2 separate regions of the Homo sapiens genome follow, and region 2 is linked to region 1. Evidence: chromatin loops called from intact Hi-C (ENCODE). Cell type or tissue: natural killer cell. All regions are shown on one strand. Links, peaks and the distances in the headings refer to the core of each region. The heading gives the core; the rest is flanking DNA.

What was found. Hi-C counts contacts between places; a loop is a spot of excess contacts. Peaks named below come from ENCODE experiments on the same cell type or tissue, not always from the same donor. Only the 100,000 strongest peaks of a DNase experiment are listed, where the experiment ranks them.
Region 2: it touches region 1 in a loop (6-fold over the local background); 1 of 110 quality-filtered maps calls a loop at or near these places.

Annotation. Positions count from the first base shown.
Region 1 is chr17:34,516,994-34,532,881 of GRCh38, forward strand. No RefSeq gene overlaps it. Among named protein-coding and RNA genes, the nearest start is that of TMEM132E-DT, 54 kb to the right of the region's middle. In natural killer cell, for the core only: no CTCF peak of the experiment used is centred there; no DNase peak of the experiment used is centred there.
Region 2 is chr17:34,580,171-34,596,058 of GRCh38, forward strand. It overlaps TMEM132E (transmembrane protein 132E), which reads left to right. Exons shown (of 9, transcript NM_001304438.2): 1 at 1-973. The coding sequence starts at 907. Among named protein-coding and RNA genes, the nearest start is that of TMEM132E, 8.5 kb to the left of the region's middle. RefSeq lists an enhancer at 11,615-12,115. In natural killer cell, for the core only: no CTCF peak of the experiment used is centred there; a DNase peak (open chromatin) is centred at 5,011; H3K27me3 peaks cover 2,674 bases.

The sequences.
Region 1 (15,888 bases), core at 3,008-11,007:
AGTCAAGAGCCCGGGTTTCTGGCCTAAGCCCTTGTTTGCTGTGTGGTTTTAGGGTAAGTCACTTCCTTAACCTTCATTGGCTGCCATCTTCCCATCTGTAAAATGGGGACAGCAAATCTGACCTATCTCACCACTGGGTTTCCCTAAAGAGGACATGAGCTTCTGGCTCTGAAAGAATTTGATTTAGGAAGTGCCATCATTTGTGAGGATGCTGATTGAGGTGGAGGGTGGCAATGAGGTGACTGGAAGAGAGTGAGGAATGGGAAAAGTGGTCCTATGTCTGAGCTGACTTGTGGGACAAGAATGGAGGAAATAGGTAGAACCTGAGTCTCCTGCTTTTGAGCCCACGGCTCCTTCCACTGTACTTGATGCCAATACTCCCTACAATGAATCCATTGCTAAAAATGCTAGAGTTAGGTTACATTACTAGATGTAGAGTGCCCAGACCCAGGAAGAAGGCAGATAGCCTGGTCTCTCTAATCAGGCAGGATCTATGGTGGGGGTCCATCCTGAGCCCCATGCTTTGGGCAGAGTAGTGACACATGGAAGCACATCCACAGAGGCGGCTCAGTGTGGCACAGGAACTGGTAACCAAGCCCTCAAGATCTAGATAAGGGCATTGCAGGTGTTTCCACTGGAGAAGAGGTGACTCAGGGCTCATGAACCTGCCTGCCCATCCAGAGCTCCTCCCATGGTCCCCACCTGGCTCCTTGCAGTCCAAGCCCCCAGAGGCCTGCCCACTTACTCCTCTGCTTCACTCTCACAGAGCTAGATAATTCAGGTATGAGGCCAGAATGGAGTTGTAGCCAGGGCCCTTAAGAAAATGTCCCAAGGATGTATCTCAGCCCCAACTTCACCTGCAAGGCAGGACCTACAGGCTCAATGAACTCTCTTGTTCCCAGATAATAGCTCTCCATTACCTACCAGAGGAGAGCCAAGGCCCCTTTCCAGGTAACCAATCCACTTCCTAAATTCACCCCCATCACAACACTTTCCCTCAGCCTCACTGTCTCATGTTTCCATGCTCAAGCTGTCCCTTTTTCCCAAAGGCGCTTCTCCCCCATCTTGTTCTGTTGAAAACCTCCCATCCTCCAAAGTCCTCTGGCATCAGAAAGGGTGGAATCTGAACCCAAGCCCTGTGACTTATTAACGCCATGACCTGGGGTTGCCCATTTAACTGCCCTGGCTTCAGTGTCTGCATCTGTTAAATGGGGATGGATGAAGATTCAAGGTGCGGTTTCAAATAGCCCTTCTTAAATACCAACATGCAAGCAATCACCCTTGGATATCGTTGTCCAGCAGACATTGATTCAGTAGGTCTGGAGTAGGGCCCAAATGTGTGCATTTCTAACCAACTCCCAGGTGATGCTGCTGGTGCTGGCACACCTGGAGGAATGCGCATTTCAAACACCTCATCTAATGACTCGCAAGTAGCGCTAGCTCCCTGGAGTTGCAGGAATGGAGGGGTGCAGCCAGGTGAATACGGGGCCCAGGATATCCCTGGGGACTCTGAGGCTGCTGGAGGCCTCTCCTCCCTTCCACCCAGCCTAGCAGTTTTTAAGTGTGCTAGTACCTTACTAGGGGATCCAATCCCACAACCCCAGCCTTTTAATAGAGATAAGTTTACCAAGAACCTCAAAGGTGACCTCAAAGGGACCTCCCTCCCAATAAATGTGAACTTTGAGAACAAAGGTGGCAGGACAGGGGGTCCCAGAAGGATAATCTGAATAAAGGTGGAGTGGGGTAGAAGGGTGGGCTCCCCAACTCTGCCTTGGCACTAGGGAAAGTGAGTTGAGGACATCACAGACCTGATGGTCAGCTCTGAGAACAGGCCCTTAGGCCTCTGCTCACTCTTAGAGACTAGGCACCCCCAAACTTGGGCTGAGCCTGCTACCCATTTGCATATCCTGCCAGCAGCCGTGGGGCCTCTGGATCCCAGATGGATCCTGGAATCAAATCCTGCCTCTGAGAGTCAGCCACCAACCCCCAGTGTGACCTGGGCCCAGGCACCACCCCTCTGGGCTCCCAGGCTCCTTGCTGTAACATTTGAGGTGGATTCCATGGTTTCTGAGCTTCTTCTCTGGGGCTGTAATCATTCGAATGGAGGCTAGAAGGAGGAGGGCATGCAGGGATAAAGTGACAGCGTGGGGGCATGGAGAACCAAAACACCCAAAGAGAAAAATTCTACTTGTAAACTATTAAATATAGAGTTACTTTGTCAGGAAACAGGGCACACAGCACCATAAAAATTAAAGTAATTTACTATGAAACTCCATCCTGTTTTATTTTGTGTTATTCCCAAGCCAAAACTCCCAAGCTGACCTAAGTCAAGAATATCAACAGCACAGGCAGCAGCAGAGGAAGAAAAGAGAGCGCGTTCTCACCTTAGCACCATCTTGGGGCGACTCAACCCCACCTGTCTCCATGGAAACCAGGCAGAACCTGGTGGTCCAGGACTTGGCCAGAGAACCAGGGCCTTAGCGCCCTCTGTTGGGTGAAGCTGGACACAGCTTAGCCCAGGAGACAGCCCAGAGAGATGGGGGCCCCCATCCAGGCCAGGACAGGGTGGGGTTCAGCATCTCTGAAGGTTCTAAGCTGAGTCAGCCGCCCATCTCATGCCCTGCAAGCACAGCGAGGCTGGTCTCAGGTGCCACTGGTGGAGCAGAAAAAACTAAGGAGTCCCAGGGTTGCGATACTGCCCTACCTCTCACCAACTGGGAAATGCGGTAAGTTGCTGAAACTTTCTGGACCTTGGTTTTGTAAATTTCATCTGTAAAATAGGGATAGTTCCACTCAATTCACAGAGCTGTTGGGAGGAATAAATAAGAGCCTCTATGTCAGGTATCTGACCCTCCTGGGAGTTTAGCACCCTTAAGAAGTCCAGGCCCTTGAAACGGACCCAGACTCTCTGGGAGGAGGCTGCCTGCCCTGTGCACTCTGCACCCACCTCCCCCCACACTCATGCAGTGGCTCCTTGTCTGCTTTGCCTGGAGCATGAAGCCCCAACAGCAATGACAGTGGTGATAGCAGTAAACATTACCCAATTCTTCCTAGGTACACCTCTCATTTAGGTCGCACAACGGTCCTGATCCATGTGCATCCAGTGATGAAAGAGAGAGGTTGAGACCCTCCCAGGTCATACAGCAGCAAGCCAGGGGCTGGGCCTGCATGTGAGCCTAGATCTTTCTGCTCCCAAAGCTTGTGTACTTAACTACTACCCCAGACTTCCTCTCCTGTCATGGAAAGAATCCTGCCCAGAAAACCAGGGCTCCAAATCCTAATCTCAGCATTGCCACTGGGAAACCACGTGACTTGGGCAAATAACTCACCCCTGGCCTCGGTTTCCCTGTCCATTACCAAAGGGGTGAAGAAGATGATCTCTAGGGGCTCTTCTGGCTCTGATGTTGTGATTCCAGTGAGCCGATGGGGTGACAAGGAGTAAAGGCGAGGTTTGGTTCTCCCCAAAAAAAGTGATGACTATGGCAGAGCAGTGACAGCCAAGCCATAGAAGGCCTCCCCAGTGGCCTAATGACCTCTGCTAATGACAGGCTTACACATTGCCCCTGCTGTCTGTATCTGTGTTGGTCATGCCCCTGCTGTCTGTATCTGTATTGGTCACTGCTGCCTGACAGTGGCAAGTCCCCGCATAACCGCAGGGAACAGGAATCTCTGATCCGGCTTTGGATAGAAAACTCTCACCTGCATGTTCTCGCTATCTTACTTTCCCACTTGCTACAGCTCCCCTGGGCTCCTGTGATCAAAGTGTCTTTCCATAAGTCTCCCAGGGCTGGCACAGTCTGGTAGGAGGGGAGGAGACAGTGTGACAGACTCTGACTGAGCAGAGGGAAATCACAGGGAGGCCGCCAAGACATTCCTGCCCGCTTAGGCCAGAAGACATCACCTCCTCGTCCCCCTGGCCTGAGGAAGGCTGGAGGTAGTGCGGCAGGAGGCAACAATGAGAGGTAGGGAAAGGGGTGCAGCGTTCCTGGTCTTTAAAAATGAAGGCCACCACTCCCCTCCTGCCAGCAGATGTTGAACAGTGTGGTCCTGAAGAAGCATCCCAGCTGGCCTGGTTGTGAGATGCAGAAAGAGGATAACTCTCCCCAGCCCCCGCTGTTACCAAACCCCTCTGAGCCCTAGTTTTCATTAATCAAATGAGAATATAAGTACCCACCTACCTTCTAGACTCACTGTGACAATGATAAAACACACATAAAGAACTTAACGGTGTCTGGTACAAAAGGCTCTACAAATAGCTGCTCCCATCCTTTCTTCCCCATCCTTTCTGTCCCCACATGGAGGTTCAAGCCCCTAATCTCTAAGAGGCAGTAACAATGTGTAGGCCCTACCTCTTAGGGTTGACAGAAAAATTAACTAGCGACGCATGCTCATGGCACTCAAGCAAAGCCCCTCCTTCCCCTCCCGAGCCTCAGTTTCTGTGTCTGTAAACGAGAGCCAACAGCGCTCACTTCTCAAAGCTGCCGAGGGGACTGACAGAGGTGAACAGGCAGCATGTGGCGCATGCCTGGCACTTGGAAGGGGCCATCAGTACATGTGAGTCCCCCCACCCCAGCCCCGCCTGCTTGCTCAGGGCAGGACCTTGTCTGTTCATTGCCAGATACCATACTCAGAACAAGACCTGACACGTATCTATTTGTTGAATGAATAAATGCATGGAGACCCATTGCACAGATGGGAAAATCTAGGCACAAGTTCTGGGGTTCCACATTTGGTCCATCATAGGATTTGCTGTTGGGAGTGGACAGCACCACAAGAGCAGCTGATGCTTGGTAATGTGCAGCCACTTACACCACTGATTGGCAGCCAGCTGTCCTCTCAGGAGCTCAGCAGGAGGGAGCTAGGTAGTGCCGTCCTTCAGCTGCCAAGGGTTATTATTGCACAGGGACCAAGAGGGTCAGGGCCTTTCTTTCCAGGCTAAGTGGTTGTGGGCCGGATGGGCAGGAGGGTAGAGGGCCAGGAGAGAGGGCCGTAGATCTCCTGCCTCCTGCATGGTGGCTGCTACAGTCACCGCTCAGATTCATCGGAAGGGCCCACTTCCGGCAGAAAAGCAGGCCGGTATATCTCCATCAGAGACTCCTGCTCAAGGGCAGCACCATAAATCCTGGGGTGGGAGTGAGCAAGCGAGCAGGCCAACCACTCCTTGGTGAGCATCTTTCCTCCTGGGGCCTGGGTGCTCTGCACGAGGTGGGCACGGAAGCCCGTGCAGGAAGCATAATCTGCAGTTCTGCATCTGATCCATCAATAACACCAGGAGAAGAGCCTTCCTCCTGCTCCAAGCAGGCGGAGACAACTGCCTGTTTCTCACCTCCCCCTGAAGTCAGGAGTTTAACGCTCCCCCAGGACCAGGATCTCTCTCACTTCCTGCGATGCTTCTGCAGCTGCTCGCCTGTGTTCACCAGCTCAGCCGACCCTTCCCAGCCCAGGCTGCTGAGGAGAGAAAGGAGTACTCTGGCACCACACAAGAGGGAGGGGTGGGTGGGAAAGGAAGGATGGGAGCCAAAGCAAGGAAGAAGAGGTGGGCGGGGCTGGAGGCCTAGAGCCACAGACTCCTCAGCCAGCAAGCTACTTGTGCCTAGATGTTCCCATCTGTACAATGGGTCTCCATGCATGCATTTATTCATTCCACAAATATTTATGGGTCAGAATCTTGTTCTGAATGTTATATCTAGCAATGAATAGCAAGATCCTTCCCTGAGCAAGCTTGCATTCCAGTGAAGGAGACCAGCAGTGTCAAGGTAAACAGGTAGAGAAACTAGATTATTTCTGATAATAACTATGCAGAAAATTGGAGGAGTGTTGGAAGAGAGGGTGGCTGGGGTGAGGATACTACATAAGCTAGGAGTTCAGGGAAAATCTGAATAAGTGGCATTCGAGCTATGGTCTCAGTGATAAAGAATGACCAAGCAAGGAGATGAAGGGAGTGTGTTCCTGGCAGAGAGAATAGCAATACTAAGTCTTGAAGCAGAAAGGAGCTTAGCTTGTTCAGGCAGAATGGAAACCAGTGTCACTGAAATGTGGGAGGTGGGTGTCTAGGAAATGGGGTTAGTGAGGAAGGCAGAGGCACATAATGCAGGGCCTTGTAGACCATAGGCTGCAAAAGGGCTGTGGATTTCACTTACAATGGAAACACATTGGAGGGTTTTGAGCCAGGGACATGCTCTGATTTAAATCTGATGCAGCCTCCTGGAGCTGCTTTGTAGAGAGTAATTTGAAGAGGGCAGGAGTGGAAGCCCTAGGTAAGGAATGAGGCCCCATAATAGTTATAAATATTTGACCTAAATGAGCTTAGAAAGGAGGCAGGTAAAATGCAGCATTAAAAGGGCAGATTCAACAAAGATAAGCCAAAGAGCCAATGCCATGCCAACCCTGGTAGGCCAACCTTCTCGTGTTTAGTTGACAATCCAGCAAACATTTATCTAGCATCTTCTGTATGCCAGGTGACGGGGAATCAGACATAAGGAAGATGTCCTCAAGGAGGTCTCAGACTAGTGGGGGAGACAGGCAAGGAGACAAATGACTTCAGGCAGAGGCTGCAAGTGGCCCCCTTAACCAGAGAGATGGCGGGGAGGCTTCCCAGAGGAGGTTACCTCTAGCATTTTCAGGAAGAGAGGAGGTTAAGACAAATATGACATGTAGTAGGGAAGTCTCAGACACAGATCCCAGGCCAGGTTGAATGGCCAAAACCTGGACTCCAGCCCATGTGGAGAGGAACTGAGGCCCCCAGCAGGAAACCAGCATCAACATCCAGACAGATTCCAGCCCCTGGTCCTTGAATGGTCCATCTGAGACCCCAGATATCATAGGGTAGAGAAAAGTCCTCCCCACTGTGCCTTGACCCAACTCCTGACCCATAGACTCTGGGAGCATAATGAATGGTTGTTTTACACCACTCTGTGTTGGGGTAATTTGTGACACAGGCAGAGTAACTAGCACAGCTCCCCAATGCCAGCTCTTATTATTAAGTCCAAGCTCTTCAAACTTACTGGGCCCTCCATGACCTGGGCTCCTCTCTCCTCTCCTCTCCTCTCCTCTCCTCTCCTCTCCTCTCCTCTCCTCTCCTCCCACAGCCTTTGCTTCTGCAGATGAAATGCCTTAAATTCTGGATCACAGCAGGCTCCACACTTAAGGTGGGCTCTCCCTGTTTCCCAGAACACTCCTTACTCCTCAACGGCGCTGGCTAACTATGCCACCAGGTCTCACCGAAGACCCCATCTTCCTCAGGCAATGAGTGCCCTTCTCATATGCGCTCAGGATACCCTCTGACCCCAAACACAGTAGTTATCACTCACGCTGAGACCATTGCCTGTCCTCGTGTCCATCTGCCTCCCTTGACCAGAACCTCTGTAAGGGCAACCACGTTGTTGTCCCTTTCATTGTTTAGTCCCCCAACACAATGTCTGGCACAAATGTGTTGAACAAATGCACAGTTGAATATATGAGTGAATTCTTCCTCAACAGGAGCAACGAAGGGCACGCCAGGCATTTCTTGAGCCCCTTCTATGTGTGGAGCACTGCTGGGTGCACAGTAAGTGCTGTCAATGAGGAAAGAAGCCAGCTCTAGGGCAATCGGAAGGACAGCTCTCATCCATTGGGGCTTCCCAGAGGAGGTGGCATTGGAGCTGGGCCTGGGACTGCTGGGCCTGTCCAACGATGGACAGGATTTTGACAGGCAGGCAGGGAGGGAAACAGCACAGTCAAGGGAAACAAAATGAACTGCCTGGATAAAGTCTAAAGCAGCACAACCCAACATGCCAATCCACAGATCACACTTTGAGTAGCACCGGTCTCAGTAGAGAGACCAGGACCCAGAAATGGCCAAGGCATCTTGATAGAGGAAAAGTTGACCCCACAAGGGAGAAGTCAACCTGTGTGCCGGTATCCAGTCCCTGAGGAAATGCAGAAGAAAGGTGTTTGGAGCTGGGGATGGGGAGCATATTAGGGCAGAGTCAGAGTCTCCAAGGCAGAATAGCCAGGCAGAGATGCCCTACTCAGAGGCCACAGGCCCCAGATAAGACAAAGCATAAAGCTGCCCTCTGTGTGCACTGTGCGTAAGCAACCAGTTCCTCAGTGATTCCCGTCATTCGCAGGCTGGTGCGATGTCTCCTAACCTTTTTGCAACAATAGACCACTTCGAAGACTCTGTTAGCGCTGTGGACCCTCCCTCTGAAATATTTCCACGTATCCGTGCACTGACATGTTGACCTACAATTTCAGAAGTTCATAGACTTTCACCGTCCCCCCTACCCCTGCAGTTAAGAACCCTGGTCTAATGTACCGAGAAGCTCCTTGGACAATGTGTGGGAGCCCCTAATTCCAGGATCACTAGAGTCAAGCAGGGAAGGCACACCTCAAGAAAGATCTGAAGGCATGTGGGGCTGGAAAAGCAGGAAGGGGAGCTGATTCAAACTCTGCCTAAAGGCAGGGCAGAGGCTGGGAGAGGCAGCCAGCCAGGAAGTGAGGTGGGAGGGAGGAATTAGGCATCTGTGGGCTGGGGGGTTAAAGCCATGGAGAGGGGATGCGGCTGGTGAGGCTGAGGCAACCCCAGGGGAGGGTGGCTGATATTTGGTTCCCAGGCAAGGGGAGATCTAGGGAGAGATCCGGGCACCAGGTGTCTCAGCCTTAGCTTCCCCATTTGTGAAATGGGAAAATACTCCTCTTACCTGCTTCCTCCCCAGTGGATTCCAGTGAGGAGGGCTTCAGTAAAGCCCATCCGGCACCCTGGGTCCCTCAGAGAGGAGCCCTGGATTAATGTGAAGATTATGCTCATTATAAGGAATCTGCTGTAATGCCCAGGAAGCAGGAGGCATGTGAAGCATCCAGCCTTCCAGGGAGAGAGATAACAGCCAGACCGATAATGCCGGCAGAGGAGGATGGAGAGCATCCAGAGGGTTTTTATGGAGATAGGAGGGAAGAAAGCAGCCGACTATGCAGAGGGGGCAGGAAGCTGAGGGGAGGAAGTAAGACAAGGAGATAGTTGGAGTATTCCACATCTAACACTGGTTCCTGCCCCTCTGAGGACCTTGGAAGTTGGGGAGCAGCCCCCCTAGCCCCACACCCCAACTCTGCCTCTTGCTTACCCCATGGCCCCCACCCAGCCCCTTAGCCTCTATGAGTCTCAAAGAAAGGGGGTTACTTGGTGGTGCTCAGGACACATGGGCACCCCCTATTCCAAGAACATGTTGCTCCCTGCCTCCTGCCTGCAGGGAACACAGACCTAAGGCCTTCGTGCCACTCTGCCAGGTCTACAGATGAAGAAACTGAGGCACAGAGACATCAAAGAGAGTGTCCAACTTGAGAGCTCAGGTCTCACTGTGTTATTCTGGGGTCTGGGGTAGGTGGCTGAGGCTGGAAGAGAGAAACTGGAACATCCTGGCCTAAGGGGAGGACCCTTCTTACAGGAAGAGCTGGCCTGGGGCTCATGGAGTAGGCAGCCCTCTGGCTAGGCCTGGAAGGAGGAGTGGGGCTGGAGGTGGAAGCAGCAAGTGTGGGGGTCAGGGACATTGAAGGCAGCAGGCAGCAGAGCCTGAGCTAGGCTGAGAGGAGACACGAGGTTATTAATCATTTATAACAGCTGTAATTAATTGAGAACCTACTATGCGCCAGACACTTGACTTACAGAAGGTGTCCCACTGAATCCACACAACGGCTGTATGAGAAGGACTCATTAGCTCTTTTGACAGGCAGTCAGAGAGGTTAAGTGACTTGCCTCTAGTCACCCAGCCAGGAAGTGGAAGCCAGGATTTGAACAAGGTGTGTCTACTGCTTTTCTCACTGTCTACACTGCCTCTCTGAGCATCTATTTATGTTCCCACCCACATCTAGGGTGGTTGGGATTTAGGTACTCAGTAAGTGGCAACCACAGGAGGGTCCAATTCCCACTGTGGGGAGGAGAGCAGGTGTCAGTGCCTCTGAGGCCTTAATAAACAAGCCCATGTGTCTCAGGAAGGCCCCTGCAAGCAGGAGCTGGAGAGCAGGGCATTCCCCTGCTTTGGCCCCGGAAGACTGCCTGTTTTGTCCCTCAGTCAGTCATCAGACATCATTGGGTCTCTGGCCTCTCCATGCCCCAGAATGCCCGGCAGCATTGGCTTTGCTTCACATGTTAATTTTTTGATCTGATAAAAGATATTTGTCTCCCAGCCGCTTCTCTTTTCTACTAGAGAGGGGCATTTCCTGAATTCCGACCCTCAGGGAGACAAACACCGTTAAAAAATCATCAGCCTTCAAACAAGGCTCAGAGACACAGGGCTGGAGCCTGTCGCCTGGCTCTGAGCTGCGTGTTAGATTCCTGAGCATAGCCCCCAGCTCCACGTGGGGTGGCTGACATTCCTTGGGTTTCTCTCCACCCTCCCTGCTGCCCACAGCCGGGAGGTCCCTGAGCTCTGCCTGTTCTCATCCCGGTCCACTGCCCCTTCTGGGGACCTTGGCATCTCCTGGCTGTACACTGGCCATCCTGCCCGCATGACTGGCCCCCACACCAGCTTCCTGTACTTATACATTGGTTACTTGGTTCATTCAACTCCTACTGCGTGCCAGGACCTACTATGTGCTAGCACCACTGCTAATCCCTGCCTACTGGAGTGAAAAACATAGTTCCTGCTTTCTAGGAGCTTACAGGGTAGTGGAGGCGGGATGGTGGGTTTCGGGGGGGTTGGGAGGGGGACCATGAGACTCCACGAACTTGGGAATGAACCCTTTCAGGGAGGGGTGGTGAAGCTTAGGGTGAGGTAGGTCCGGTGCTGTAGGAGGAAAAGGGCGGCGCAGCTGCTGCCACAGAACGGGTCCCAGCACAGGGGAGGCATGAGTTCAGCCTTAAAGGACGAATAGGAGTCAGCCACCTGGGCTTTGCCCCTCCCTGTTTTCCATCTGTCAAAATTCTAACTAAAAGGCCCAACTTAAAAACCCTTTCCCCACCACACATGCTTCCACTCTTATGAGTACTCAGTAAATGTTGCAGGCAAGGTCCTTCCCTAGGCCCCTGCTGACTGTGCAGGGTCCGCTTAGGGCCTCCCTTCCCCGGGTGGTAAGAACAGCGCCCCCTAAAGTTCTGCAGTGCACAACCTGCACAGCTACACAGGATGGCCCTTAGGCTATCGGTGATTTTCTTCCTCAGCATCAGCCCTGCCTGCTTTCACACAGCAGAATATCAAATCCGTCCTCACCTTGCTCGACTCTGCTGCCCATCCACCACTCTGTCCATTTCCACCTGCCTCACAGGCCCCTCTCCTTCCTTGAAACCTTACCTCTGCTTTCAATGGCTTCTGCTGACGTGGCAAACCACGTTTAAAGTGACCACGGCCATAGTCCTGTCCCATCTGTGTTCTCAGAATCCTCCTCTGAGCATCGTTTTAAGAAATATATCGATTCATGGAATTAGGGAGTGTCAGCATGTGTGCATGGACTACAAATGGAAAAGGGAAGTCACGTCATTGACCATATACTGTGTGCAAGCCACCGTGCTAGCTGCTTCACATATCTAGATAGAGGCTATTTTAAGTGAAAAGAAGAAAATTATCTCAGCCTTTTAGGATGGAATGGAAGGGAGCCAAAGCTGGAGGCATTTGCTGAATGCACACATTGAATACATATATGACAAAGCGCTTCAAGTTCCATTTTCTCCCTTCCTGAAACTCCTTCTGTACATATAATGCCCTTTGGTCTATCATGATAGTGTAGATGAGTGTGAACTGAAACAGACAAATGAGGGCTTGAGACTGTCTTCCTAAGAGTGGGAATTGAGCCCATCATTTCAGCTCTCTAGGCCTCAACTTCTTCATCGATGCTGTAAAGGTAACACTAGAAGCACCTCGCAGGCTCACCAGGATTTACTGGGCAACCCCACACCAAGTGTTTAACATGCTGCCGGTCACATATTAAGCAATACACATGAGCTACTCTTACTGTTGCCGTCATTGTTGAGATGCCAGCTTCTTTCCTTGTTGGAGTCTCCATGCCTGCTCAGTGTACATTTGAGTGATGAGGATGAGGATGGCAGGAGCTGCACCAGCCCCATTCCCATGCCCATCTCCATGGGTCCAAGCAATCCAGCAAGTGGGAGTCAGGGGGCAGCCCTGAGAGAGGTATCCTGGAAAGCACTAGTTGGGGCACTGGTTCTGCCAAGTCCACTTTTCTGGGAGCCACTGTCACCACACGAGGGTGCGAGAAATAAACCAGGAGTATGCATACAGCTCCCCAAAGGGTGCTGAGAGGCCGAGAAGGTTGATGTTTTCCAAGTGATTTGAGATTGTCAAGTAAAATCCCCTATGTAAATATGATTCCCTAATGGATTCATGGCAGCAAGGGAGATGTCGTTCAACTGACTATTTAACAAAGCTGTTTAAAGAGAGAGAGATGGTGGAGATCATGTTTTATGTATTAGATGTGAAAAAATTCTCTTTAAAATTTGTCTCAGTCATCTGAACGCTGGAGTTCCGATAAAGACCCAAGTTTTATGATAGATGTTTTACAAGGATGCACACCTTCTCTGGCCTTCTCTGGCATCACCCCACCCTCCACTTCCTTCCCTGATCAAATCCTCAAGAGATACATTTAATCCTCCCCCATTCCCAAAATGTTCTAAGGCAAATATGCAATATCATTTTTCAAGTGTGCATTAATAATGCAAGCTTTACACCAAGTTTTCAAACTGGATTGGCATCCTGGGCCGATGTAGAAATGTCTGGGTCAAATATACTTTAAAGAAAAATTTCTTTAATTAGTTTCTTTTGAACGTTACACAAAGGCCTTGCCTGATAGCGAGGCAATTTATTGCCATCTTGACATTGCCTCCGTGTTTATCAGTTAAATGATTCTATTGCATTGAAAATAGGACATCTTAGCTCTGAAGGACCTTGCAGACTTGTGTACTTACTATCCTTCTCCTTGTCTGCTTTTGAGAAGGCTCTGGGCATTGTTCTCTCTGGTTTGAAGGTGAAAGGGTGGTCAGCCTGGCCTGGAGATCAAAGTCATTTGGCCAACATTATAGAACAAGGAGAAGCCAGAGTTAGATGAATAACTCAAATCTCCCTGTATGATCCTGGCAAATTGCTCTATCACCCCAGACTGAGTTTTCTCATCTCTGAAACGGGTGTAATGATGATATCTCCTTGATAAAGTTGTTGTGAGGATTAAATAAGATCATGAATGTCAAGTGCCTATCACATAGTAAATGCTCAATAAACTTTAGCAATTATGATGATAAAAATCATTATTAGTCTCCTCTCAAGATGTTTCCTCTCTCCATTCCTGAGGTCCTGGTATTAAAATCCTCTCCAATGCCTTCCTTATAATGTTCAGGAAACCTGACTAGTCTCTTAGAGGAATAGACAAGGTTCTAAGTGCAGGTCATCTAGCCCCGCACTAGTCAACCATTAATGTGCACATAAATCTGAATATCTTGATACATGAGAATTCTGATTCAGTAGGTATGGGTAGGGCCTGGGACTCTGCATTTCTAATAGCCTCCCAGGAGATACTAATACTGCTGGGCCATGGCCCACACTCTGAGTGCTAGGGGCTAGCCCACAGGGTAAACATTTGTTCTTGGGAAATGTACACAGCTTGTGGGAGGGAGGGTTGTAGGGGAAAAAGGGGAGATATTGGTCTTTTCTCTCCCTCCCTCCCTCCCTTCTTCTTTCCTTCCTTCCTTCCTTCCTTCCTTCCTTCCTGGTTACTTTGCTTTCACAGGCTGAGCCTCCACTGTCCAAAGAATGGAGGGCTATAGAATGACCCAAGCCAGGACAATTCAGTTGTTCAATCCAGCCCTGCTTCCTTCCTCTTTCAACAAGCAGGAATTGCATAGCTATTATGTGCCAGACACCACACACAGAAAGAAGGCCAAAGAAACAAAATTCCTTCCTATAACCAAAAACCAGTGAGACAGCCCTTGATGGCTACAGGACTCTGGGTGAGATCTTTACACTGACATATTTTAGAAACTTGGGACCAATAAGGAGAGCAAAGCCACTACAGAGGTCAGAGTAGATATTGTTTCCATAGCCACTGATCAAGAGGTCAGGGGATTGCAGGCTGTTTCCAGGAATCGTGAGGGGCCAGGGGAGGGGAGGAGTCATAGCAACATTGACCCAGACAGCACTGTCTGGGAGGAAAAGGGTACAGCCGGGATAGGCAGGCCACGGGCCCAATCCCAGCTCTCCAGGTCCTCCCTGGGAGACTGAAGCTCCCTAACCTGTTAGTAAGAGCACCTCCATCCCAGAGATGCAGGAAGGATGAGTGTGATCCTGTGTGCACAGTGCAGTGCCAGGTACATCCCTCTCTCCATGTCTGGGAGCTCCCTTCTCCAGCCATCCGAGGGAGCTGGGGATTTGGTCTGCAAGTGACAGATTGAGCAGCATTGAATTATAAGGCGTTGGTTCTTTTGTTTGTTTATTTCCCATCGCAAGCCTGTCTACTCAATAATTCAATTCAACAAGCCCTACTTAAGCTCTACCTTATTCTAAGGGCTGTACAGTGCACTGGAGGGGATAGAAAAATAAAGATAAATAAGACTCCATTCCTGCTCTCAAGGAACTTCCTGTCCTGCCAATGAGGAAGCTAGACACCCTTACACAGCCCTACTCCCCAGAGAGGGGCCCAGGGTAGCAGTCAGCAACATAAACAACTATCACAAGTGCATGGAATCAGCTGTGGGTATTATTGCAAAGACGGAAATCTGATTCTATTTGCTCTGTAACAGGGTTAAAATTTCCCAAAATTTTATTAAAGAAGAAAACAAAAATACAGATTCTTGGTGGCATCTGATGAAAAGGTCAAGACATCAAAGATACCTGAGCATGCCCTCTGAAATACATCCACTATTGTTCTTTTAATCCTCACTCCATCTATACACACACATAAATCTGATGTCAGGTAAATTGAGATCAATGCTATAATTAAGATGCCCAAATAGCCCAGACTTTTGCTGGCCATCACAATTTCCCATATTCCATTCTGTTGTCTCCCTAGGTACATGAGTGCTTGCCGGGTCAGTTGTCCTGATGTGGGGCTGGGAAAATGTGGTCGCCATAAGGATAATGGACAGTTAACCATGCTGGCTGCCTTGTTTTGGAACACCTAGCAGAGTGCAGCATAATAAACTGCTTTGTTGTCTCTCTCCAGCTCTAGGACAGGTTCTCCAGAAAGGCAGGGACTGTGTGTCTTATCAGTGGAAATTCTATGTGTCCAGGGACTGGTATGTAGATTGCTTTTCAAATGAAAAAAAAAACAACTAAATAACAGAAGACCCATTGCATCTTGCATTGGTGAACAGCTGAATAAAAGGAGAAGGGTAGAAAAGAAGGAAAGGAAGGAGGAAGGAAGAAAGAGAATGGAAGAGGAATAGATCCCTTCCACCTTGGAGGAATTGCTCCTTTGAGGAGGTGGGAGTTGTATCCGTTTATTATGATGCTAATGAAGTCTGACTTATTCTGGCAGGTTCCCAAACCTCTGCCTTTCTCCTCTGCCCCGTGCTCCCTCCAGTTAAAGATTAACGTGATCCTGATAGTGATGCTGTTTTGTGTGAGTCCAGGGCAGTCAGCACTGCTGAAAAGAAAAGAGCATCTAGAAACACTTGGGGCTCTCAACCCACACTCAAGGCCTAGGGTGCTTAGAGATTCATGTGGCAAGGGGGACTAGCCCCAGAGCTAGGGTCCCTGTTGCAAACCCAGCATTGCACCCTCCAAGACTCTAAGCAAGTCACAACTCGCTCCTCCTTTCTGAGTCTTAGTTTTCCCATCTGTAAAATGAGCATTTGAGATGTGATCAGTGAGGTTCAACCTCTGCTCCCTGCAGTTGTAAGGAATCTACCAAAGTGGATGGAAAGAGGGAAGTCGAAGCTGGGAGAGGCCTGCCCCCACCCACCACTGTCAGAAC
Region 2 (15,888 bases), core at 63-8,062, 60 kb after region 1:
GACGTCCTGGGCAGGAAGGGCTCGGGGCAGGGCGCATTAGCCGGCTTTCTCGCTCCCTCGCTTCTCCAAGCCCCATCTACATGGGGCAGCCCGTTCTGGCCGCGCCACCCTTGCCCCAGCCGCCGAGCGGCTGCCTGGGCAGGAGGCGCTGAGCCGGCCTGTGTGGAGCCTGGGCCCTGATCCAGACTGGAGAAAGCGCGCTGGAGCGGAGGAGCGAGCCTTGCGAGGGGACAAACATCTGGCCGCCCGCCTCGGGCATCCGGTCTGGGCGTCGCCTAGGGTGGTGGCGACCGGCGTCGCCAGTTTCAGCACCGCACGGAAACTTTTCCTTCTCCAGATGGATTAAAGTTGTCTGGATTTTCTCTTTCTTTGAGAAAGACAGCATTCATTTGCACCTGACCTGGGATTTTTATGCTGGGCTGCTGCAGGGGCTTGGAGGAAGAAAGCGGCGCTATCCATGTGCGGTTACTACCGAAACCGAGGAAACTGGGGATTGCGTTGGAAGTCGGCACCCTCGAGTGAGTTCGGATTCGAGCTGGGCCGTGAGGCCGGGAGATTCAGCACTGGGCTCTAGGTAGCCCCCGGGACGCCCGCGGCCACCGGGCTCCGGACTGCACGTGCAGCTCCCCCCGCGCCTCGCAGATCCTGCAGGGGGCACCAGCTGGGGGAGGTGGAGGCTCCTCCCGCCCGGAGCTGCGCCCCCACCGGCTCCGAGGGTGTAGCCGCCAGCGCCTGGGACGCCCCCTCCCCGCAAAGTGTCCCCGAATTGCACTCTCTGGTCCCGGAGCTGCATCTGAGACAGCCGGGCGCCACGGCAGCCCTGAGTTGGATGTGACCAAGCCCAGCCTGGGGCCAAGTCGTCGTCGACTGTTGCTCTCTCGGACCCCTCCCGCCCCCGCCTCGGCCATGGCCCCGGGGATGTCGGGCCGCGGCGGCGCCGCCCTGCTCTGCCTCTCAGCGCTACTCGCCCACGGTAAGTGTCGCGGCGCGGACTGGGGGTGAGGATGCGGCAGGCGCCACTGGAGGGGGTACGGGGAAGACTGGGGAGAGGAGCACCCACACCCCCTGGACTCGCAGCCGCCACTCCGGGTTTGGCGTCTCTGGCTGCAGCTCGAGTTACCGCCAGCCCCCGAGCCCTCCGGCGAGCTCAGCTGAGGGGACCGAGCCCGGCGCCAGAAAAGGGTGGGGGGAGGGTGTCGCTCCAGTCCTCTCCTGGTTATAAAGAAGGGTTCGAACCCGAAGGTCTGGGGTCGTGTCCGCCCACGGAAATCTAGAGGGATCCGAGGGATCCTCCGGATCGCGTCCAGGCCGCCCCCCGCCCCCGTCTCTCCCTGCAGCCGGCCGGGCTGGGGGCTGTTGGGATCCGCCGGGATCGCGTCTTTCCTCGCCCCGGGCGCGCAGGCCGGTGCGGGGCCGCGCCGCCCGTCGCCTCGCTTCCTGCGGCGGTCCTCGGGAAGGGAAGTGGACTGACTCCGGGCCGGGGAGCCGCCGCGGCTCGCACGCCCGCGGTCCTGTGAGCTGCATCTAAATGGCCGGCTTAGGCGAGCCCGGAGGGCGGGGGTCTGGGCACCCGCACAGGCCGGGGCGGTGGGCCGCGGGCCGCGCGCGGAGGGAGCGGGCTCCGCGCTCTCGCATTCTGCAATCTGTTGCGTCTGCTCCCCAGGCTCGCCCCGGGCTCCGCGGTAAAGGGGGTGGGAGAAGGAGGGATTGAGGTTGGCGCGCTTTGGCGGTGGGACAGCGGGCATACGGGTGGGGGGCAGCGGGTTTTTGAACAGCCCCCAAGAATGGGAAATCAGACCAGAGGGAAGGAGGCTGCAGCGGGCCTTCCGCAAGCTGGAGACGCTCCAGGAGGCGAGGGGAGCAGACCGAGGTGGGAGGGAGAGAGCTCCGAAAGGAGAGTGGAGAAGCGGGGCCCTCTGCTCCCTCCTAACGTGAAACCAGCCGACCTGGGATACATTTTCTTAACCAGCAAGGCGTGGCGGGGTTGGGGGGCGGGGGTGTTTCGATGCTCCACGCTGAGGGGTGAGCCTCAGGCAGAATGGAGGGCGCTTAGATGGAGGGGGCAGTGGGCTCTCCGCATTGGTGGAGCGCCCTCGGTGTGCCGGGCTCAGCTCTTGCCCAGATCTGCCCAGTCCCTAAGAGCCTGCTCAAGCTCGCCAGGAGTGTGCCCAAGGTCTCTAACCAGCGGCCTCTTTCACCCTGACCAAAGCGCATTCTCAAGGTTGAGAGAATAAGAAAAAGAGGGGCTCTCGGAATCGTAGGGTCCTGGGGCTAGGAGGGGGGCGGGGAGCAGGCAGACCTCCCTCTATGGGTGGCTTGGTTATTCCCGGCTGAGGTAACACCAGGGGGGGTTGTTTTGCGTTCAGTTCACCAGAGACAGCTAACCTCAGTTCTCTATGGGAGGAATAGGCAGAGCAGCGAGCCAGCAGGGGGGCGAGGGTGAGGTGGGGCGAAGTGGGAGCATAGCGGGGAACCAGAAATCTCTAGGCTCTGTGTGCAACACTGAGAATGAAGGTGGGGGAGAGGGAGGTGGGCTGCCTGTCTGCGCACTGGAGCTGCATGGGCTGCACTTGTGACCTAGCACTGGCCGGCAGGGAGTTTCCCTGCCCAGTAGGAGGAAGCCCAGAAACCCAGGCCTGAGTCTAGGTGGGTTCTTCCCCTCTTCTTACATCTTGCTGTCGGAGTTCCCTTCCCAAAGCCCAACCATGGCGTCACCTCAAACGCTGATGATGGGCAGCTCAAACTCTGTCATTAGGGTCCCTCTGCCCACCTTCCCGATCCCTGAGCCTGGAATTAAAGATCCCTTTCCCTTCCTCACCTGCCAGAATCCTGCCTGTTCCTAAGACGCAGTTCCAGCTGGGCCTTAGCGTCCTGGCTGCCTTCCCTTGGTCTTGGCCTTGGCCTCCTTTTTTCCTTAGGCACCAGTGCCCTCTCTGTGCCCCAGTAGTCCTGGATTGGTGGAGGCAGAGCCATGGGCTTATTCCCTGTCTCTCCACACAGCCAGTGCCTAACACAGTGACAGCACACCTAGGGCAGAGGGCTTGGCTGCCTGAGCAGAAAGAAGGTATTTGAGGAGGTAGGGTCTGAATCGCCCTACTGAGCGGACATTTCCCCTCCTGACTATCTGGCTTCCTTTCCAACCTCCTTCCCTGAGTCCTGAACTCTCTTCTCCATCGCATGTCTCAGTCTCCCCTGCCTCAGAGAAGGGTGCCAGCAGATACTTAAAACTTGGGGGATCCCCCAGATGGGTAAGGCCAGTATGATAGAAATCCCCCCACAATAAAACCCCATCTTGCCTGGGCTGCCCTCCTCCTCCAGGGCTGCCTGACACCCACGTAGCCACCCCTTCCCTCTGTTAAGAATAGGGTCCGGGGACTTAGTCTCCCTTTAAACTGACTCTTGGTTGGGGTTCCGGGGCTTTTCTAAAATGCTGGGAGATAGAGGGACAGTTGCAGTTTTCTGTGCCTGGCAGGCAATTGAGGTCACAGGGTTCTGACCACACAGCCAGACTGGGAGCCAAGTAGCCTGGGTTTCAGTCTGACTCTGGCGCCACCGGGCAGGGTGACCTTGGGCTGCCTCCCTCACATTCCCCATCTTCCACAGGCAGCGTGGTCTCTGGCCTTTCTTTCCCCTTTCCAGTTTCTGCCAGGACTCCTGGACAGAGACCATGTGTGAATGGAGCCTTACTACCTTTTCAGGGCCCAGTTCAGCCCATGAGATAGGCAGAGTGGTGTGTTTGGGCACCTCTACACTGTTCCCAGTCTCCAGCCCTCTTCCAGGGAACATCTGTGAAGGCCACTTTCTTGTATCTAATATTTGGGGAGACTCCCAGCCCCACTGTTAGTTTGAATAGGAGTTTAGGGGTCAGCGTGGTGGATAAATCTGTTAGAGGGCTGATTATGTCAGCTCACTACTCAGGAACAATTACTGGTTCCCCACAGCCTCTAGGATCAAGGGCACACTCATTGCCCTGGCATCCAAAGCCATTTATGATCTTGTCCAAATCCACATCTTTACTTCAAAGATACTGGCCTCTCGCCATCCTCCGTGTGCCCTATGAGGTATTGCTTTTCTCACTTTCCTGCCTTTCTGCTTTTGCACCCACCAGCCCCTCCATCTGGAATACTTTGCCTCCAGAAATTCTTACTTAACCTTCAAAGCGGAGTTCAAATGTCACCTCCTCCAGGGAGCCTCCGTAGATTACCCCCTAGCTTCTCACCAGCAGTCCCCATACCCTGATAGAAATAAATGAACTTTTTCCATGACTTCTTTGGTACTTCATGCTACTTTTCTAGCACTTTTTCCTCATAGGCTGCTGTGTGAGGGGTATACATGGGCATGCTTACCTGTGCAATCCTCCTGATCCCCACGTTCTTGCATTTAGGGCAGGAGCCATGTCTTCTATGTGTTTGCATGGCTCTCCAGTGTTTGACACATAGCAGGTGCTCAGAAGAAATGGATGGGGTAGGAGGACAACTCTGTATTGAGGGACCCTCCCAGCATCAGTTGAAAAGGGAGCTCTGGGGTAGAGGGCAGAAGAGGGGCAGGGGAGGAGACAGGCAGAGATACCACAAAGAGAGCAAGAGGATGGAGCAGGCCCATGCCATGCCCCTTGAGTGGGCACATACAAGACCCATGTGTCTCCGGTGACATGTTATGACATGGTCTCACAGGATACAAATGTAGTGTCCAGGGTCATTCTGAATACATGGTCTCAAAACGTGTCCTCACCTCCATGATCCCCAGCCCAGCAACCTTGAGTTTCTCCTGCGGGTTGTGTCCACACCCCTACCCCATCCCCCGATCACCCAAGCCCTGAGCCCTTTTGGAGATGCAGGAGGAACACAGCAGGACAGGGTAAGCACCAGCCCTTGGGAGACCCCTTTATTGCCGGGCGTGAGGGATGATGCTTGCTTCGCCTCTCCCACACCCATCTTTCTTCTGGCCACATGCAGCCGTATTCACAACATAGCCTTGTTAATGTTTAAGACCAGTAGGTGGGGATGTGTTATAAACTTGGTGGCAGGAAATGAGCTTTATTGGAATCCATTCTGAGGACGGCTGGTGCTTCGCTGTGGGAGATAAGGCCACTGTGGAATACCAGAGCTGGACTTGGGTGTCTCCTAGGCCCTTGCCGGGGGCCTGTCTGGAACTGACAGACCCTGGACTTGAGATTGGTAGTGAGTGCTGGCGATGCTGCAGAAACTGAAACCCTGAGAGGCACCAACTCCCACCACTGGGGTCTGGCCCACCTACCTGGAGCAGGGGAGTGTGTAGTAGCGGGCAGGGTCTCACCTTGTTGCCCTGCACATAATGATGTCCAAAACACTGAAAGAGGAACCACCAAATCCAACCTCATGTGGATGAGGAAATGGACACACAGGGAAGGGACTGGCCAAGCTCACTCTGCAAGTTTGTTCTGGAATCAGAACAAGCACCAGAGCCCAAATGGGGCTGTCTGCCCCAGACTCCTCAACAGATTCCATCACCTCTACTATCCCCTCTCTCTGCAGCTTCTTCCAGTGATGGGCTTCTAGCCTCAAGCCAGCCTCTGGTTGCAAGCAGTCATGATAATCAATTACTAGTAGCATTCATTAATAAACCTTACCAAGTGCTATGAAAGAAATGTGAGGGATTCCAGACCTGACCTCCAGCTCTTTCAGTAGCTCAAAGTCCAACTGGGGGGAATGAGACAAAGGTCCAAAGTCTTGAAATTCAAAGCAGTTTGAAATCACACAGTCCTCAGGATACAGGATATCTGGGTTCAAACCCTGACTTTGTCATCAGTTTGCTGTGTAGCCACAGGAATTTCACCTACTTCTCTGGGTCTTGTTTTCTTGCTCTCCCAAATGTGAGGGGGCGGTGCCCTCCAAGCCCCCTCCCAACTCTTTTGTTCTATGATGAAGAAGCCCCTTCTTACCTCCCTCATCTTTCTCTGTCAGAGCACACGCCTCTCTCCCCAAGCACACGCCTCTCTCCCCTGATTCCTGCAGCCGATGCTAACAAGTGGAAGAATCGTATTCTTCCTCCCCGTTTCCTCCCCAGGGTCTTCCTTACTTCTTCCTTGCCCATGCTCAACACAGAATTTTAATAAGAGATTAATGAACCAGTTGTGTGTGTGTGTGTGTGTGTTTTTAGGAACATAAATTTCTTTAAAATTTTTCCTTCTCTGTCTTCTTAAATGAAAAGAAAAGTAGGCCTTCTTATCACCAATTCAGCTGGCTCTGCCATACTCCAGCAGTCCCCAAGGATGGGACAGTGTATCACAGAGCACCAACACTCAGCTAGCTACTGCACGGGTCTCTGGGGGACAAATGCACTGCCCAGAGAAAGGGGGGACTGAGACAAGTGAGCCAATGTTGCAACAAGTGGGGGGGGACAAGCAAGCCATTAGAGTGGTCTCAGCACCCACAGTCCGAGTCCAGGCATCATTATCTCCTTTCTGCTGTGTCATTTGACCCTTTCAGCTCCCCACCACCACCACTTCCCACCCACTCTCTGCCATACACACTTCCATCCCAGGCCCTGCTGGCTAGCAGACAACCCAGCAAGATGAAGTGGAAAATGGAAGCAGTTACCTAGATAATTCAATGCTTGTTGCACGAATGAATGAGTGCAAGGATGAATAATTCAATGCAAAAAAAAAAAGGGAAGTAGAAAAGATAATTGAAGAAAATCTCTTTTTGCCTAAATTATCTAGGACATTACCTGCCCTCAAAAAGTTCTGCTTTTTATCAAACTGTAATCCTTCCTGCTGCATTCTCACCCACACTTTTTTTGGCCTGTGAGAATGAGCAGCTGGTTATTCTCTTCTCTTACATGACTTTTTTTGTTCAGTTCAAACTGACGGCAGTGGGCAGGATGTGTGCTTGCTGGCAGAACTTCTCAGATTTTCTGTTTCCCTGGGCCTATCTTTCACGACCACTGGAGCTGGAGAATGAGGTTACCAGGATGGATAGGATGACTCCTAAAATGGTCCAGGTTCTCAGCAGCATCTCCATCCAAGAATTCCCAGAACTGAACATCAGACCCCACGGGGCCCTGGCCCTGAGAGAACAGGCAGCTAGGATACCCCACCTTACTCCTAAACCCCTCCCCAGGAACACAGCCCTGGAGCTGGCCAACCCTTAAACAGAATTAGTCACAGTCACAGAGCGGCAACCTCTCTCTTTTTCTGAAGAAGAAAAGCTGTGGCAGTGGGGGGGAATGGTTCTTGCACTTGGGGAGCACCCAGTATAACAAGGGAGGCAAATTTCCATCTTCAGAGAGGCCCCAATAAGATGAGGGAGGCACAGCTCCAGATCTCAGGGGTAGCCTTTATTCCTTGCGTGGTGAGGGTCTGATAGTGACTGATGACCACTTTGCCCAGAGACTGAGGACCCCACAACCTTCTCAGCCCCTCCTGGTCTCTCCTTCCCTACCTCAGCCCCCAGGGTTTTGGGGGAGCCTGGCTCTGGTCCAGAAGCCAGTGTATTTTTAGTAGCTTGGTACAGGTGATGCAGCGGCCTTGTCATGGTGGAAGAATGGTGTTGGTGGGAGGTAGGAGCACAGGTGCACACTCATGTGCACACCCACTCAGTCACGGCCACACACTGCTAAGCTTGAGCATTCTAACTCTTCTGCAGTTCAGATCCATGATGGCTTTGTTTGTCACATTGGCTGCTATGTGAAGGCAGCACTGTGATCCCCTTTTTATGCAAGGCAAAGCTGAGGCTCAACAGAGTCCTGGCTGCACTGGCTTTTGAAGTCATGACCCTGCCTTCGGAGGTCTTCTTGCCATACCTCTCTGTCTCCTGCCAACAGAATCAGCACAGATGCAGGCAGCCAGCCATGCGGGCCCTTATACCTGAGTGAGTCCTGCCGGGTGCTGTCAGGGCCCACTGACCCTCCAGTTTCCTCTGAGCCTTTCTCTTCCCTTGCCCTCCATGCTTCTTTCAGTCCCTCGAATAAGTCATGCTCTTTTGCATGTCACAGTCTTTGTGCATGCTGTTCCCTCTGACCAGAACACTCACACTCTTCCACTCCATTGCCTACTCAGCTGTCAGGGCAGAGCATATCCACCACTTCTTCCTGGAAGCCCATCCCTATTCTAAGAACAAGGACCCACTACCCACTGCAACTCATTGCAGATTTGCCGTGGTTTTAATTCTGCATTGCCTGGCTTCCTGCTGGCCAAAAGCTCAAATAGACCTGGAACGTGTGTGATCTTTTCTCTGCCTCTGTATTCCCAGAGTCTGTCTGGGAGGTGATGTCTGGAATAAACTAGGCAACTGATGACTTGTCAAATGAATCAATGAATGAATCATTGTGCACATACAGGCACACAGAGACGTTGTCACTCAACAAGTATTCAGTTAGCGCTTACTACGTGCCAAGCACTGTTCTAGGCATTTGGTTGTAGTCAGCGCACACAACAAAAATCCCTGCATTCATGGTGGGTATGTTTGTCAGAGGAGGGATGCACAATATACATTCTTATGTATATTGTGGGTGGGGAAGGCAGACAGTAAATAATAAATTCATTGAATAAGTGAATTATATATGTTCAAAGGCAACGAGTGGTTTTTGTTGTTTTGCTGTTGTTTTTCTGAGACGGAGTCTCACTCTGTCACCCTGGTTGTCACCCAGGCTGGAGTGCAGTGGTGCCATCTCGGCTCACTGCAACCACTGTCTCCTGGGTTCAAGTGATTCTCCTGCCTCAGCCTCCCGAGTAGCTGAGACTGCAGGTGTGCACCACCACACCTGGCTAATTTTTGTGTTTTTGGTAGAGATGGGGTTTCACCATGTTGGCCAGGCTGGTCTCGAACTCCTGACTTCAGGTGATCCACCCACCTTGGCCTCCCAAAGTGCTGGGATTACAGGCAAGTGCTATTTATTTTAAAGGCAGGGAAGCAGGGTGAGGGGAATTGGGAAATCTGAGGTGGGTGTGTATGTCAGGGGAGGGATGCGTAGCATTAATACCAATGATCAGTTGATAGAATGTCCTTTGGCAAAGACGTTAAGGAGGTAAGAGAGAAACTAAGTGAATATCTGAGAGCCTTCGGGGTGGAGGGACCAGTCAGGATAAGAGCCCTAGGAGGAGTGGGCTTGACCATTCAAAGAACAGCAAGGAGGCCAGCGGGGCAGAGCACCTGGACGGACCAGGAGGGAGGGGAAAGGGCCAGGGGCGCCCTTGTAGTCACAGTGACTGGCAGGCTGAGGGAAATAGGGAGCTGTCATGATGGAGGCCACATGCCGGCTGTTCTCATCTGCCCAGGGCATATGGGATGCTAAGCAACCTTCAGTGTATTTCACAGATTTGGATTTTCTTACTAATTACCTGCCTTTACAAAAAATCAGTTCAGGGGCAGGGATTACATGCACTTGTTTGGCCTGTCTGATCTTACACCACTCTGATTTGGGGAGTGCAATAGTGGCAGGTGTGGGGGTCCTTGTGTTCAGGGACTGCAAAGTCAACTTCTTCTGAGTCCCTGAGCACCCCGCAAAGGCCCTGGGTTACCTGTTGCTCTGACCTTACTGCCTGTTGCCGTTCTATGTCTGCAAATGCCTTAGTTGGTAGTCCCTCCACCCACAACCGGAGCCCTGCCACCGCATGACGGCTGCAGCCCACCCTCCTAGCCAAGGAGGTGACCTGCCCCAGGATGACCACATTGTCCCCTGCCCTGTCTCTACTGGAGAGAGGCTGGCTTATGGGGTCTTTTTTCCAAAAGCAAGGAACTATTGGATTGGAAATAGGAAAAATGGCCATTTTCTCAGCTGCCAACACAGCAGAGAAATGATCTCAATTTTCTATGGCTGTACTCGGCAGGATAAAAACTGCCATCAGCCAGCCCCATGCATGAGAGGTCTGAAATGCTGTGGGAGGTGGTGGGGTGAGAGGCAAGGGTACTGGCATGGTGCAGAGGGCTGGGCTCCATCCTGGGGCATTGCCAGCCCTCCTGCCTGGGAAGTTCGCCCCCACCTCCAGCCACCACTGACCACACACCTGTGTCTGAGCAGTTATTGAACTAGCTAGTTATTTCAATGGTCACTTATGAAATGAGCACCTGCTATGAGCCACATCCTGTGCTGGACACCAGGAATCCTCCCCCCCGGAGCTGGCTATGGACTCTATTCTCTTGGCTTGGTCCCGACACTCATAGCTTTCCTCCTCCACTCTCACCCTTTCCCTACACTCAGCTCTAAAACCAACCTGTCTGCTGTCCTCACTTCCACATCTGCACAGATTGTAATAAAATGCGGAGTCATTGACATGTTGCAAAGGATACAGAGCATTGTGGAGGAAGAGGGAGAAATGTCATAACTGTTAGAGGGATCTGGGGAGGCTTCATGGAAGAAGTGCCACTTTAGGAGCCCTTGACTAAGTTCAAGAATTCTGCTTCTGAAGACTAATCAGCCAGCATCTACTGTTTGTCTGATACCCTGGATAAGATAAAAACACAGGGCAAAAATGGTCACTGGCCAGCGAACTCTCAGAGTCTTGGTGGGAGAGAGCCAAAATGCCTGTGAAGAAATAGCAAGATACAATGCTAAATTCAGGGTATGTAATTGGTAACTCTTTACCTGGGTGATCTTTAAAGACTTTGGCCCAATGTTCCATGAAGTGCTGGGGAGGTGTAGAGAGTTATGGAGTGAGGGAGTGACATCATCAAAGCAGGGTTCTCAATAATTACTTGATCAGGGAACAATTGGCAGATTGGATCAATGCTGAAGCAAGTGTTGGCAGCATCTGATCTGGGAGTGGGGGCCTTGGGATGGGAAATGAGCACCAGAAGTCATCTGAGGCGCCACCCCATGACAAAGAGCTCACCGTTAGAACCAGAGGGATACATCTGAGTGTGAGTGCTGACTCTGCCGCTTACCAGCAGCCTGACTTAGGTTTCCACTCCTTGGTTTCCACCTCTGTAAGACTGGATGGCAAATTGAAGGTGAGGAGCCCACAGCACGAGGGCTCAGTACGTGGAAGTGTCTTTATTATTTTAGCAGCCAACTCCTGGAGAGCAGAAGGGACATGCCTGTGACTTCACAGCCAGTTCTGACCCCTTGGTGTACAGGAGCATCCTTACGGTCCAGTCAGGAGTTCTGAAGAATATGGCCAAGTAGGAGAACCTAGAGAGAGATGGGATCTCCCTCACTATTTTTTTTTTTTTGAAAGACAAAGTCTTGCTCTGTCACCCAGGCTGGAGTGTAGTAGTATGATCACAGCTGGCTGCAGACTCAACTTCCTGGGCTCAAACAATCCTCCCACCTCCACATCCCCAAGTAGCTGGGACTACAGGCACATGCCATCATACCTGGCTAACTTTTAAGTTTTTCTCTCCCTGGGGTCTTGCAAATACATTGTTGCCCAGTCTGGCCTCGAACTTCTAGCCTCAAGTGATTCTCTGGCCTTGGCCTCCCAAAGTGTTGGGATTATAGGCATGAGCCACCACATCCAGGCTTCCTCACTATTTTTAATGGAGAACCAGCCTACCTCCTCATTCCTCATCCAACAGTCAGCCAGCAGCTGAAGGAGCGGATCCACACAGGTGTCACTGTCAGCATTTGGGCCCCAGGAAGGTCTTAGGAACCAGTCATGTCAGAGAATCATGGTGGGTCTTCAAGTCACACAAATGTAGGTTGAAATGGTGTGGGCTGCCTGCCCTGCTGCAGTGTAGCTGAGTGACCCTGGAGCACTTGCTGACATCTCCCTGAGCCTCTCCTCCCCTGTCTGCACTGGGAGTAATATCCTCTCTCAGGCTGGGCTGCCGCATGAATGAGATCCCACGGTGTGTTTGGAAGTATCCAGAACAAATGCTACGTGCCTGCTGGAGGGGCTCGGTAAACTGGTGTCTTTCCATCCTTTCTTGCCTAGAGCCAGGCCTTACTGCTGGGAAGCATGTTTAAGACAGTGCCAAAGACTTCCCGGAGAGCTGTTTTCTGGTGGTTGGGTTTTTTGTTTTGCTTGGGATTTTTGTTTTTTAACCCTTGATGCCTCTTAGCAACATGCTGCTTGTTTTAAAAACAGCAGTGGCCAGCTGCTGGCCCCCACCCTTCCTCCCTCCCCACTTTCCTTCCCAGGAAAGCAGTCACAGGCATTGCCCCATGTTCCCAGTGCTTCTGCAGCCCAACCGGGGTGGAGGAGGCATTCCTGCGTCCAGCAGCCGGCCCCCATCACAATGCCAAAGTTGCACCCAGCTGGCAAGCCCACTGCTTCCTGAAATTTGCTTCCTCCCCATGGTGGGTATAAAGTCTGTCTACACACTGCCAGGACAGCACTGCCATTGCCAGATAGCAGGTCTAGGGTTATAGGGAGTTTCTGACAAGGAACACAGGCCTCCCTAATCTGCAGCCTGAAGGTGTATGGGGAGAGATACAGGCTTGAACCCTGAAGATCCTGGAGCAGGAGCCTCCTCATCCACTCCTAGCAGGATGGCCAGGTAACCATACGCATATTACTCTTTCGTTTCAGTTTCTTTATGTGCAAACAATAAGAAGAAAAACCTACTCATCTTGCAGGGTTGTTGAGGATGGGGCCACTGCAGTTATGCACTCCGCCTGACACTGTCAGTGCTCACTCAGTAAATGGTTGCCATAATCATTATTTCATAATGGTATCATTGGCATCAAGGAACACTTAGGAGTCACCTCAGACAAACCAGACCCACCCAGAGGGTCCCCCACCTCCCCACATTCCCACCTCTGGTGTTGCTCTTTCCACCACTGTTCTCTCAGCCAACTGCAAGCCCTGTGATAAACCCTTCCTCCCAGTGGAATTTTGTTTTCTTGTCTTTGAAATAGAGGTTGCTGAGCAGCATCGGCACTGTCCAATAGAAATATAACAGCAGCCACGTATCTCACTTAATCTTGTCTATTTATCACATGAGAAAAAGTGAAAAGAAACAGGTGGAATTAATTTTAATAGTATGTTTTAACCAATATGCCCAAACAATTGTCATTTCAACATGTAATCAGGGCCAGGCCTGGTGGCTCATATCTGTAATCCTAGCACTTTGGGAAGCTGAGGCCAGAGAATCCCTTGAGACCAGGAGTTCGAGACCACCCTGAGCAACAAAATAAAACTCCATCTCTACATTAAAAAAAAATTATATTGAAACAATCAAAAATAAAAACGTGTAATCAGTATAAAAGATTATGAATGAGATACTTTGTTCTTTTCTTTTGTATTAAATCTTCAAAATCCCCTGTGCGTTCTGCCTTGCCAGCAGCATATCTTCATGCCAACTAGCCACATTTCAGTTGCTCCACAGCCACATGTGGTGAGTGGCCACCCAACAGGACAGTACAGGGCTGGATGCTGCCCACGGGCTTATCCATACCCAGTTCTCCTATTGGAGGTATTTTCAGGGCCCCAGAGTCAGTGCTCTGGGACTGATAAGCTGAGCCCACTCACCTCCTGCTGTCCTTCTTGGAAATCCCCTGCCCAGCTCAGTGCCTGCTCAGCCCTTCCTCAGCTCTGGCATGATTTGTGCTGACGATGATGACTCCCATCCATTCAGAGGCAGCAGCTTCTAGGGCCGGGGTAGGCAGCTTCCAGCTGCCTCCTAAGGCCACTTTCCCTTCTGCTCTGCCAGGAGATCCTGCAAACCACAAGTCAAATCATCACCCTTCTTCTCAGAACCACCTCACTGAGAGTGAGAGCCAAAGTCCTCACAGTAGCTCATACCACCAGCATGATCTGTCCCTTTTCCCGACACTACTTCTTTGACCCAATCTTCCCCTTCACCTGCTCGTCTCCGGTCACGCTGGCTTCTTTTCTGTCCCTGACATGCCAGGCACAGAGCCTCAAGGACTTGGCTGGCCCTTGCTGCCCCTCGAATAAACACGATTCCCGCCTCTTACCTCCTACCTCTTTCAGGTCCCTCCCTGGTCCCCCTCTATCTAAAGCAGCCCTGTGCACTTTCACTCTGTCCCCTGACCCTGCTCTGTTTCCCTTCACCTGACATATGACATGGTTATGTGTTCCATTGGAATGGAAGCCCTTGAGAGCAGAGGCCATCTCTGTTTTGTTCACTGCTGTATCCCCAACCCCTGGGGCCTGGCACAGAGGAGATGCTCAATAATGATCTGCGGGATGAATGAATGAACCTGGGAGCCTACTCCTTCGCAACTGCTCACCCTTTCCACCCAAGGAGTCACTAGCAAGACAGACTGGGTGGCATGATTGGCAGTAACCAGAGAAAGAAAATGTATTCCTTCATTCACTCATTAACACATTCATCTGCCATATCCCAGCTGTGTGGTCTTGGAAATATTGCTTAAATTCTCTGTGGCTCCGTTTCCACGTTTATAAAATGGGATAATAAGAGTGCCTTTCTCATAGAGTTGCTGTAATGAATAAATGAGTTAATGCATGTAAAGTGCTTGGAGCAGCGCCTGGCTTGTAGGAAGTGCTCAAATAGACACTCGCTATTGTTTCATTCAGCACATGTTTTTTTGTTTGTTTGTTTTGTATTTTAGAGACAGGGTCTTGCTCTGGCATGATCATAGCTCACTGCAGCCTCGAACTCTTGGGCTCAAGTGATCCTCCTGCCTCAGCCTCCTGAGTAGTAGCTGGGACTACAGGTGCATGCCACCATGCCCAGCTAATTGGTTTCTTGAGGTTTTATTTTTAGAGATGGAATTCTAATGATGTTATCCAAGCTGGTCTTGAGCTTCTGGCTTCAAGTGGTCCGCTCGCCTTAGTTTCCCAAAATGCTGGGGTTACAGGTGTGAGCATGTTTTTGAACACCTACTGCACACCAAGCACTGTGACAAACACCAGGCATGCAGAGATGAAGACACAGTGGCTGGCTGATATGAGACAAGGATGCAAATAATTTCAGTGCAGTGTCATCGATGCCAGGGTGCTGGAGGAGCAGGGACTGGCCTACCCGGACTTTGGAAAGGGCCAGGTATGGCTTCCTGTCATTCTGTAGGAACCACTGCCAAAATCTGTGTGAACTGATGAGTTGAGCTCCAGCAGCATCATGGAGTAACATTTCGTCCAGAGCTTTGCCCATTCAGCCACTGCAGTGTGGTGAACAGAGCACAGCCTAGGAGTTAGGGAACCTCAGCTCTGACAGCAACCTGATAGGGGTCACTTTTGTTCCCTAAACTTCAGTCTTCTTACCTGTAAGGTGGTCTATACTGAACAGTGCCCACCTCTTAGATCATAAGAATTCAATGAGCTGATGGATGTAAAGTACCAGCATGTGCCTGGATGCTCAATAAACAGGACAGATACTCTGATTATCCTCATTATTGGTACCAGCCAATGGGAAGACCTCCTTATAGGGTGCCCTGCATACAGCTGGCACTAGATCAGTGTGTGTGGACCTGCACTGAGAGCCTGTGTGTACTCTGAATTCCTCTCTGGACTGTGGCACAGAGGGCTTCACAATGAGGTGTGATCCTTAAAGTCAAAGAAACATGGGACAAGGGCTGGCAGGGAGATTCAGGCCCCTCTCACCTGGAACCATTTCTGTTTTAAAGATGGGAAAACCAAAGTCCAGAGAGGGGAGGAGTTATAAAGCCAGGGTTAAGACCCGTGTGCCTGACTCCCAGGCCAGTGGTCTCCTTCTTGTGTCTTCTTTGGTTTCACATGAGGGTATTGACAGGGGCAGCAACGCCAACAATTGCTGAAGGAAGTTGGTTGGTCACAGCTGTGGGTAACCTCACCTCTGGCTTCTTCAGGGACTGTATTTGGGGAGGCGCCTCAGTAGGCCTGGTATTTACATTGAGTAACCAGATTCCATCTCCAATAATCACATCACAAACAGCATGAAATGTGAACTATGGGGAAGGCTTTGCTAAATGTGTGACTGGTTTTCTTATTTTTCCCTCCATTCCCCTCCCTCGGACCCCAACCCCTCTCTCCCTCTCACGTCTCTCTGTCACACACACACA